Linked DNA regions of Homo sapiens: region 1 is linked to region 2. Evidence: chromatin loops called from intact Hi-C (ENCODE). Cell type or tissue: tibial artery. All regions are shown on one strand. Links, peaks and the distances in the headings refer to the core of each region. The heading gives the core; the rest is flanking DNA. Region 1 overlaps GMDS (GDP-mannose 4,6-dehydratase). Region 2 has its middle 7.5 kb from the start of FOXC1.

The links. Peaks named below come from ENCODE experiments on the same cell type or tissue, not always from the same donor. Only the 100,000 strongest peaks of a DNase experiment are listed, where the experiment ranks them.
Region 1: a loop joins it to region 2, with 4 times the contacts of the local background. A loop is called at or near these places in 35 of 110 quality-filtered maps.

What each region holds. Positions count from the first base shown.
Region 1 is chr6:1,689,522-1,694,895 of GRCh38, reverse strand. All of the region lies in intron 9 of GMDS (GDP-mannose 4,6-dehydratase), which reads left to right. Among named protein-coding and RNA genes, the nearest start is that of FOXC1, 82 kb to the right of the region's middle. In tibial artery, for the core only: no CTCF peak of the experiment used is centred there; no DNase peak of the experiment used is centred there; H3K27ac peaks cover 1,316 bases.
Region 2 is chr6:1,614,725-1,620,098 of GRCh38, reverse strand. No RefSeq gene overlaps it. Among named protein-coding and RNA genes, the nearest start is that of FOXC1, 7.5 kb to the right of the region's middle. RefSeq lists enhancers at 628-1,490, 5,238-5,374. In tibial artery, for the core only: no CTCF peak of the experiment used is centred there; no DNase peak of the experiment used is centred there; H3K4me3 peaks cover 5,000 bases; H3K27ac peaks cover 5,000 bases.

The sequences.
Region 1 (5,374 bases), core at 146-5,145, 75 kb before region 2:
CTGGGTCTTACTGCACAAAACTAGGTAGGAATCTATAAAAGTAATAGGTACTTTTCATTTGGACAGGTGTATGTCCTAGTTTAAAATTTGGTTATTGCTGCAATAAATACTATAAGCTTTTTCTAAGTTTATGTAACCTTCACGACGTAATTGTTTATTCACTAGATTGTGGGCAGATGAGAAATGTCATTCTGCCAACACACTCATTTATCCTATTTCCACCTCTTGCTATGCTACTAAAGCAAATATAACTCCTAGGGAGCACCTAGGCATATACATGTGTGCAGACGTGTGTGTATACACACATGGGCTTGACATGCCATTAAAAGCATATGTTTGATTTTAATAGGACTGATTTTTTTGACAAGCATATAAGAAGTAGCAAAAGTCTGGCACTGCCATTTACTGCAGTGTGACCTTAGACATGTCACCTACCCTTGAGCCTGAGCCTCAGTTTCTACTTCTGTAAATGCATACCACAATGACTACCTTTTAGGGTTGTTGAAAGAATCAAAAGCAACAGTAGTACCCAGTACATGATACTGTATCATTTTATTGATTTTAATATGCATATTGTTTCTTTTTTAACAATGCTAAAATTGAGATCCACCCTAAAATTAACGGCATCTAAAACACTATGCTGTGGTTTAATGGGTAGATTTTTTTCCTTCTTACGGACAGATAAAATAATAGTACCTCTTACAATCCGTAGCATAGTAGAATCAGTAAAAGAGAGTAATTGGCATCATTATGCTTTGTCAAGTCATCAGAGAATTATGTATTTTAACAATGCTACCATTGTTCAAACACACTTTGGGGGCCCAGGATCTTCTCTTTAGTGCCTTCAGAACTGCAGTGAATAAAAACAGTCTTTGGAATTGGAGAAACTTGTTTTCAACTCAGCCCTGTCACCTGCTAGTTGTATAACCTTGGGCAAGTTATTTGACTCTCTAAGTTCCAGTTTCCTCTTATATAAAATAAAACTCATAGTATTTGTTTTATAAGTTTGTTAGATTAAAATAAGAAAAATGTACATAAAGCACAGCCTACTTGGAGGGTACATAGCACGTGCTCAGTAAATGATAACAGAGAAAACAAACTAGTAACTGTGCTTGCTAGTAACAGAACTTTATCTTTGCCATTTTATTTTCCTGAAATAAGAAAAAGTAATCCAAAGTCAACCCTTGCCAAGTTGATGGCCGCATTGAGTGATACTAAACACTAGCATTAAGACAGCCACTTCCAGCCAAGATGGAGTGACAGGGACAGATTTGCCCTCCTGCCCAAAAGACAAAACAACAACAACAACAACAAAAATATATGGAAATATGTTTTTTAGTACACACTGGATGTCAGGCAACGGAGGACAGTAACCTCTGAGATACAGGAAACAAATGAGGTGAGCCCTTCGAGTACCCTAGCTCACTGCTGGGAGACTGAACAGGATGAGGCATGGGGACAGGATTCGGGCAGAGCCCAGCAAGTTCCCTAAGCTTAGAGGACAGAGTTCAGGGCAGCCGGACTGGTAAGAGAACGCAGGGCAGAGGTGAGGAGAATTGCAGTGATTGCTCCAGAGATCTGCAGAGGTGCCCCTGGAGCAGTCAGGGCAGTGCTGATCAGCACAGGAGGAAACTACCTAAGGCTGGGGAACAACCATCCAAAAGGATTAGAGGGAACAGTACTGAATGTTCACACAGGGCTGGGAAGGTGGCCTGTTTCCACCAGCCAGACTGGAAAAGATTAAAATCCACAGGGCATTGGTAGGGTGTTCGGAAGGGTCTTGCCTCTTAGAAGGGGCACTGGCTGCTCCAGACCTGCCTAACAAATCACGAAAGGAGGAGCCAAAAGTACCGCTGCTTCCAAGTAACATAACTGGGTCCCAGAAACGAAGTTCAAGAGTATGTACAGGAATACAAAAATATCTACTGCCCCAGAAGATAAATTTCACAATTAATGGCATCCAATAAAAAATTACCAAGCTTGCAAAGAAGCAGGAAAATATATCCCCTAAACAAGAGAAAAAGAACCAATCAAAATCAACCCAGAACTGATGCAGATGTTAGAATTAGCAGTAGAGATGTTAAACTAATTTTTAGAACCTTATTCTGTATGTTAAGAAAGTTAAGTAGAAGGAAGATATAAAGAAGACACTCAGATTGAACTTAAAGATGAAATCTATAATGTCTGTCATGAAAATTACATTGACATAATTAATGGCGTATTAGACATTGTAAAAGAAAAGATTAGTGAACTTGAAGACGTAGCAATAGGGACTATGTAATATGAAACAGAAAAACAGAATTTTAAAAAAATTAACAGAGAATCAGTTCTGGAGGACAACTTCCAATGCCCTAATGTATGTGTGTAATTGGAGTCCCCAAAAAGGAGGGGAGGACAGAAAAGATATTTGAAGAAATAATGCTAAACATTTTTTTCCAAATTTCATGAAAACTACGAACACAAATATCCAAGAAGCTCAACAAACCCTGTATTAGTCAGCATTCTCTAGAGGGACAGAACTAATAGGATAGATGAATATATGAAGGGTAGTTTATTAGGAGAACTGACTCACATGGTCACAGGGTGAAGTCCCACCATAGGCTGTCTGCAAGCCGAGGAACCAGGAAGCCAGTCCGAGTCCCAAAACCTTAAAAGCAGGGAAGCCTATAGTGCAGCCTTCAGTCTGTGGCCGAAGGCCCAAGAGCCCCTGGCAAATCACTAGTATAAGTCCAAGAGTTCAAAAGCTGAAGAACTTGGAGTCTGATGTTCCAGGGCAGGAAGCATCTAGCATGGGAGGAAGATGGAGGCCAGAAGGCTCAGCAAGTCTGCCCTTCCCATGTCTGCTTTTACACTGGCAGCTGATTAGATGCTGACCACCCAGACTGAGGGTGGGTCTGCTTCTCCCAGTCCACGGACTCAAATGTTGATCTCCTTTGGCAACTCCCTCACAGACACACCCAGGAACAATACTTTGCATCCTTCAATCCAGTCAAGTTGACATTCAGTATTAACCACCACAAATCCCAACAAAAGAAACATGAAAAAAACTGCACTGAGGTCCTTCATAATCATACAGCACAAAACCAGTGATAAACAAAAATGTTAAAGGTAGCCAGAGAAAAAGGACATGATATGTTTACATAGGAGCACAGATAGGATGCCATCTCTTTATTGTATGTTAATTATATACCTTAATAAAGCTGTTAGGGCAAAATAAATTTTAGAACACTGTAACTATACCATATAAAACTGCTTTTCTAATGTGCCTTGTAGACCCACTGTTAAGGCAGTTCCCAAAGGGACACTTAAGACGTATTTTGAACCAAGACTGGTATAGGTAATAGTAGACTTCTAAGATCACTTTATTTTTATTTTTATTTTATTTTAAATTCCGGGGACCATGTGCAGGATGTGCAGGTTTGTTACTTAGGTGAACGTATGCCATGGTGGTTTGCTGCACCTGTCAACCCATCACCTAAGTATTAAGGCCAGCATGCATTAGCTATTTTTCCTGATGCTCTCCCTCCCCCACACCCCCCGCAACAGGCCCCAGTGTGTGTGCCCCTCCCCGTGTCCATGTGTTCTCATTGTTCAGCTCCCACTTACGAGTGAGAACATGTGGTGTTTGGTTTTCTGTTCCTGCATTAGTTTGCTGAGGGTAATGGCTTCCAGCTTCATCGATGTCCCTGCAAAGGACATGAACTCATTCCTTTTTATGTTTTCGTAGTATTCCATGGTATATATGTACTACATTTTCTTTATCCAGTCTATCATTGATTAGCATTTGGGTTGAGTCCATGTCTTTGCTATTGTGACTAGCACTGCAATGAACATATGTGTGCATATATTTTTATAATAGAATGGTTTATGTTCCTTTGGGTATATACCCAGTAATTGGATTGCTGGGTCAAATGCTATTTCTTCCTCTAGGTCTTTGAGAAATTGCCACACTGTCATCCACAATGGTTGAACTAATTTACATTCCCACCAACAGTGTAAAAGCGTCCCTATCTCTCCACAGCCTTGCCAACATCTGTGGTTTCTTGACTTTAATAATCACCATTCTGACTGGTTTGAGATGGTATCTCACTGTGGTTTTGATTTGCATTTCACTAATGATCAGCGATGTTGAGCTTCTTTTTATATGTTTGTTGGCTGCATAAATGTCTTCTTTTGAGAAGTGTGTGTTTGTGTCCTTTGCCCACTTTTTAATGGAGTTGTTTGGTTTTTTTCTTGTAAATTTGTTTAGGTTCCGTGTAGACTCTGCATATTAGACCTTTGTCAGATGGATAGATTGCAAAACTTTTCTCCCATTCCGTAGGTTGTCTGTTCACTCTGATGGGGACTCAGGAATAAGACTGCACGTCTACAACCGTCTGATCTTCAACAGACCTGACAAAAACAAACAATGGGGGAAGGATTCCCTATTTCATAAAGTATTGGGAGAACTGGCTAGCTATATGCAAAAAATTGAAACTTGACCCCTTCCTTATACCTTACACAGAAATTAACTCAAGATGGATTAAAGACTTAAATGTAAAATCTCGAACTATAAAACCCTAGAAGAAAATCTAGGCAATACCATACATAGGCACGGGCAAAGATTTCATGACAAAAACGTCAAAAGCAGTTGCAACAAAAGCAAAAATTGACAAATGGGATCTAATTAAACTAAAGAGCTTTTGCACAGCAAAAGATGTTTTCTTTAAAACAAATGATGCTCAAATTATTTGTATATGTAAATGGGTGCCCAGTTTTTTGTGGGTTGGTTTGTTTGTTATTGTTATTCTTGAGACAAGGTCTTACTCTGTCTCCCAGGCTGGAGTGCAGTGATGCGATCTCGGTTCACTACAGCCTCTGCCTCCCGGGTTCAAGAGATTCTCCTGCCTTAGCCTCCCTAGTAGGTGGGATTACAGATGGGTACCCAGTTTTATTTTGATTAATAAAAGCAATCTTATTAATCAGTGGTCATGCTTTATGTTATCTACATATATTTCAACTTGTTTTCTATGCTGTTGTAAGCCAGTGTGAATACTCATTTATGATTAATCCAGGTATGCTCCTCTTGACCTAAGGAAATCACGCGTCTTCACTTTATTACAATTTTTCAGAAGACGTTTATGAGGTGATCATTTGCTAGACATTACAGTATATTAATCCTTTGCCAAGGTGACCGTTGAATTAGAATTGTAGACAATGTTGTTGGACAAAAATCCTGGGAAGATAAATAGTTGCAGGACAGAAAAGCAATAAGAAGGAGATTTGTGTGTCAGTGAGGGATGGGCTCAACCCTGAATTTTCAAGTTTACTTAGGGTTGCCAGGAACATATTTACTCCTAATATCCATTGTCTTATACCAGAAGATACAAATGTA
Region 2 (5,374 bases), core at 181-5,180:
CTCGGGCGGAGAGCGGGGGCGGGACTGAAGCACCGTGTTCCTCAAAGTATCCTCTCGCCGTCGGCAGCCCTGGCCTCGCAAATGCTCCAGCGCGCTCAGGCGCACGCAGAGACTGGCGCGGCAGCCTCCGGGCCAACGGCACGCGAGCAAAGCTGGTTGGCGACCTGGGACACGCAGTAGAAGTTGAGGCTGCACCGACTCCCGCCGCTTCGGGGGAGGCATGGGCCCGGGCAGGCCTAGGAGGAAGCTGCACAGCCCGAGGCCCGGGCGGGAGTGGCGGGCCGCGGGCAAGGGAACGTATATTTGGAAGGGGTCAGGACCTCGGCTGGAGTCTGGCTTTTTATGGCGAGGAAGCCGACTGGGAAGGGCCCTCTGGCGAGGCTTTCCTGTTGTGCCACTTTTCCCCGGCAGCGCCGGGCGCGGGGAACGCGGGGCTGCACCGGGGCGGGGGAGGGGGCTTTACCCGGCGGCTCCGAGGACTCGACTCTGGGGTCGGGCCCGGCGGGTAGGCCTGCCCAGGAGCCAGCTGGCAAATGCAGCGGACTGTCACGTTATTCCACTGTCACCACTTACTGTAAATCACTGTCCTAAGCCTCCGGGAGAATCCGTCGAACCTGAGAGGGGGGAGGGGGATGGGGGTGGGCGCGCAGGAAGCCCCACAGGCACCAGGGACTGGTGACCCAGGACATCAGCCCCTCGAGTTCTCTCTGGGAATTTCTAGCACCCAGACTGTCCCTGACTGTAGGGACCACGGTGGGGCGTCTTCCTTCTAAGCTCTCCCCGGGACACCGGGCGCGCCCCCCTCGCCCCTGGGTTAGCGCACACTCCTCCACGCGATGACCAGCACAGCCACTGTGAGGCCCGGCCTTGGCCGCGTTTGTCCTTTGCGAGTGATAATAATAAAAATCATTGGAATTGCAAGGAAGCCCCTGGCCCCGGCTCCCCAGCCGCTGCTGTCCTGGGTGTCCCGGCTGCGGAAAGACCCCGCAGCCGGGCCCGACCCACGAGTGGAACACCGGGCTGCGGACCCAGCCGGGCCTACAGGACTGGCGCGGGGCTCCGGGGACAGGCCTCGCAGGGCCCTCCTGCGCACCGTCTGGGACGCCGATTTTGCCAACTTGGAGGACAATTTTTGTTTTCACTCTACCAGCAGATTTTTAAAAATCCAGTCGCCGCTGAAACGTGCTTCCCACCCGTCCGGTTTGTTTGTAGCCTTTGACGAGCCCCGGCACAGCCTCCGGGACCAATGACCTGCTTTTATACCGAAGGAAATGTGGAGGCCTTAAGAGTTAATGGCGCTAAATGTGTTGGTTTTCCTGCTTTTTCCCCGGGGTAGGTAATGGGAGGGGGGATGTCCCTCTCTCCACGTCTTCCCTCCCCCTCTCTTTCCATCTCCCTCTCCCCCATCTCGGGATCTAAGTCGTCCTCAAAGCTCTCCAAAAAACTCCTTCCTTTCCCAACCTTGAGTACAGGGAACCACATAACCACCCCGCTGGAGCCCCTCCCTGGAGCCTCCTCCGCCTCTCTAGGCCCTGCCTGGGGTCCCACCACTTGGGTCAAGCCAGAGGCCTCACTGCCTGGTCCTGGCTCCCGCTCTGATGCTCACTTGCTGGGCTCACAAATTGCTCTCCCATGCCCACCCAAGTAGCACCAAGCTGTGTTGACTTAGGGGGCCAAGGAGCAGCCCACTGAGTCCCCTCAGTAGGAGCGGCCTGCAGTGGCAGCTGCAGGAGAGGGTGGGCCCGTCAAGTCCTAATGACACCCATGGGGACCAGTGGGCTTGGAGGGGCCCACGGACACGCCAGAGAAAGAAGATGCTCTTTGGAGAAAGGGAGGCATCCTCTGGACCAGGAGGGGGCCCGGGAGAAGCCCCATTGAGGCTTGCCAGGTCACCCTCCCAACCCCAGGCAGGGAGATTCTGAGCTGGGAGCAATTCCAAGCCCTCCCCGAGGACCACACAGACCCAGCCTCTTCTCTCTGGCTGTGTCTCCCTGTGTGAGCTCCAGCCTTCTCCAAGACAGGGCCAGGTCTATGTGCAAGGAAATTCCAGATCCTACTGCATCTCCCGTAATACGCTCAATATGCTGCAAATTTGAAATCAGTGAGGGAAAAAATCAAGTAAACAACCAAAAAAGTAATATAAACCAGAGGGTCTCTTTGGGGCCAGGGTAAGATGGGAAAGGAGCACAACAAAGGTCTTAAATTGAGCCGTACGCTCCCCGCGTCGTACTTTGGTTTCCAATAAGGTAGATATGGTACATTTTGCTCAATTTTCCAGTCGTAATCACGTTGAGAAGGTTCGTGGAGAAGCTGCTTTCATTTTCCTAAATGGGTTTTGGAGCTGGAATTCATTTACTTAAGTATTGTTTCTTTCCCAGCCGACTAGGACCTGGAACCTGCCTGTCCGGCTGCAGTGTGGCCCCAAGTCTGTTGAGGCCTGGGCGCAAGCTCCGCATCAGGGCTGCATCCGGCCCATCCCCCAGATGGTGCAGTGGAGGGCAGGCATGCAGGCCCCTGAGCTGGGCTCGGAGTGGGGACATCCCAGAGAAACTTTGGGGCCCCACAGCCTTCTGTGGGGGCAGGAAGGGAAAAGGATGGGGAAAAGTGACAGAGACGAAGAGACAGACACAAAGACGCACAGAGCCTAATGGTTATGATGCATTCCCACCGAAAAGGGGGAGATGGGATAAAAGAGGGTGGGAAATCAAGGCCTCGGAAGCTTCAGACAAGAAGACAGAGCCCCAGCTGCAAAGGAAGACATTCGGTTAAGGTGGGAGGGAAAGCATCAATAATAAAAGCTCTTTGCAGGGAAACTTTTGGCTTTGTTATAAATGGAAATAGAAGATTTCAGAAAGTGGGCTTTCTGAAGCTGGCATTTAGGGCCCCATGGCAAATCTCAGTGGGTTTCTCTTCCTGCCTAAGTGGACGTTGTCAGAATAAATTAAACTTCCCTGTCGGGAGCTCTCCTGAGCTCCCCCCTCAGATGGGTGGGGGGAAGACTGACACAGTCTCTTGGTCCTACACCCCAATCTCTCTGCTTGGCTGAAGAATGGCTGCCCGCACACAATCATATTCTGTCCTGCCTGGCCAGCTTTATGACTTGGCCACCATCAATCTTGCCCCTAACACGACATTTGTTTATGACGGGTGGGAAGGGCTAATGGCTTCATGAACTGTCCATGAAATGCCTGTAGTGGAGAAGGCCCTGCAATACCAGGCAGGCCCAAGGAGCAGGGGACTCGGAGCTAAGCTCTGAAGCAAATGGCCGGGGTTGGGGGAGGGGGGGGTGGCCTCGCAAATGAGAGCCCCTCTCACAGAGCTCTCAGAGGTGGGGCAGGAGTAGAGGGAAACTGTCACTCCAACTGGCCTTGCTTTGGGTGCCACTAACAGCCTCAGAGAACACTGGTGTGGGTGCCTGAGGCCTGATCAAGTATGGATACCTCTTGTCCCTCCTGGGCAATCTGTCCAGGCAGCCTCCACCTGCAGAGGGTTCAGAGTCTCTTGGGTTTTGCACCATTAAGAACAAAACTAATGACATTCCGCCTTAGAAACGGAGACCCCTGCCCTATGTCCTTTCCTCGCCTATCAAAGTTAGGGAGAGCCCAATAGGACTATAAGGCACTCTTGTTTCCTGACCCTTGTTTCTGACCCGGCAGGAAACAGCCAGGAGCTTACAGGCCACCAGTACAATCGAGCCCTATTCCTTTGCAAGCATCGATTATTAATGACACAAATTTTGTGGAATAATAAATTGTAAAATGCATGCTTGTTTGCACTCAGTCTGGAGAAAAAGGTCTGCTAACTACACAACCCTGGAGAAGTCAGCACCGGTCCCTCCCACACGTGCAACATGCCAAATGCAAGACTGCCTATGGCATGTGGCATGCTGGCATTTGTGTAGTCGTGGCATAAATTGCTATTAAAATAAATGTGCCCATTTCTGCATAAAGGACAAAATACTTACTCTCCTAAAGCTTTTTACAGAGGCTATTTTAAAAATTAGCTGATTCCCCGCCATGGATCTGGACTGCTGTCACAGGCTAATTTCAAAATGTACTGGCTATTAGTTAAACTATCAAGGAGTTTTTCTTAGAATATTTCACAGGAAAATTATCCTTATTCCTAAAACAGTACAAACCAAACGTGCAAACCTCTAAGGAATAAGTAGTGCCACGTTAAATAAGGTTGGCAGAAGTTGGTTTTCTTAAATCGGGTGTGAGAATCGAAAAGGTAATGTACTGATAGTAGGAGACATTACCTAGATGTGGTTTTTAAAATCCGAATAATGAGCAGAACTTCTCTCCTTCCACTCAACATAGCTTCTAAACTTGCACAGGCAACGAGTGCAGAAATGACTACGTCATGTATGTTTAACACAAACACCTTCTTAGACACATGTGTGTTTCATGCCTAATTTTCAAACATTCGAATAGAAGAGGGTAAAGCAAGTTGCTAAGAAGCTTTGCTCGCGCACGCCTATAAACACTCTCGACCTGTGGGCCAGGGGCTCCTCGCTGGCCACGGAAACCGAAGCACCGCGCTTCGCCCCGTACCCGCTTCCTCTCCTGCAGCTGGGACTGGAGCCCCGCAAGGAAGGACAGGGGCTGCTCTCGGCCCACTCCTCGGCAGGCCAGACTCGGCAGGGCCCCCAGCCGGGAGCGGGTCGACTCTTTCCCAGCTCGCTCCCGCCGCTGGGAACGGTGCAGAAAAGCCCGCCGAGCTTTCCACTGCCGACCTGGGCCTAGGCCGGGGCTGACTGCGGCCGCCACCTCCTCCGGGCCGCAAAGCCGAGACCCAAGGAGAGTGGAGAGTCGCAGGCACGTGGGCTCGGAACACGCTGAGCCTGCAGCTCGCCCGAGGGCTTCTGGCATCCTTGAGGCCGAGCGACTCCCCGCACGGCCACTGCCAAGCGACTGGTGGCCTCTGCAAACCTCACACACCGCGCGAGGACGCAGCCCTGCCGGGGAGGCCGCCTGGGGCCGCAGCGCCGGCCCGGGCAGGTCTGGTGCGGCCAGGCCGAGGCGGGTGGGCCGGGGGTGGCCCTGCAAACGCGCAGCTCCGGGTCCCGCGCCTGGAGGCTGCGGGCCGGCGCGGGGCGAGCTGTCACCCGTGAGCAATGAAGTGCCTCTGACCTTTCCACCCCAGCTGCGCTCCTAAACACACGTGCGTCTTCACAACAAAGGAGGCCAGCGAGGAGGAAGTGAGAGCTCGGCGGGGCCCTGCGGCGCCAGGCGGAGACGCGGGGTGACCGGGCGAGGGAGCGGGCTCCTCCGAGCTTCTCGGCCGGAGCCCCGAGGGCGCTTCTCCCGGCTCGGCGCCCCCCGCCCCGTCCCCGTCCCCGGCACCGCGCGCCTGCCACCCTCCCTCAGCGCGC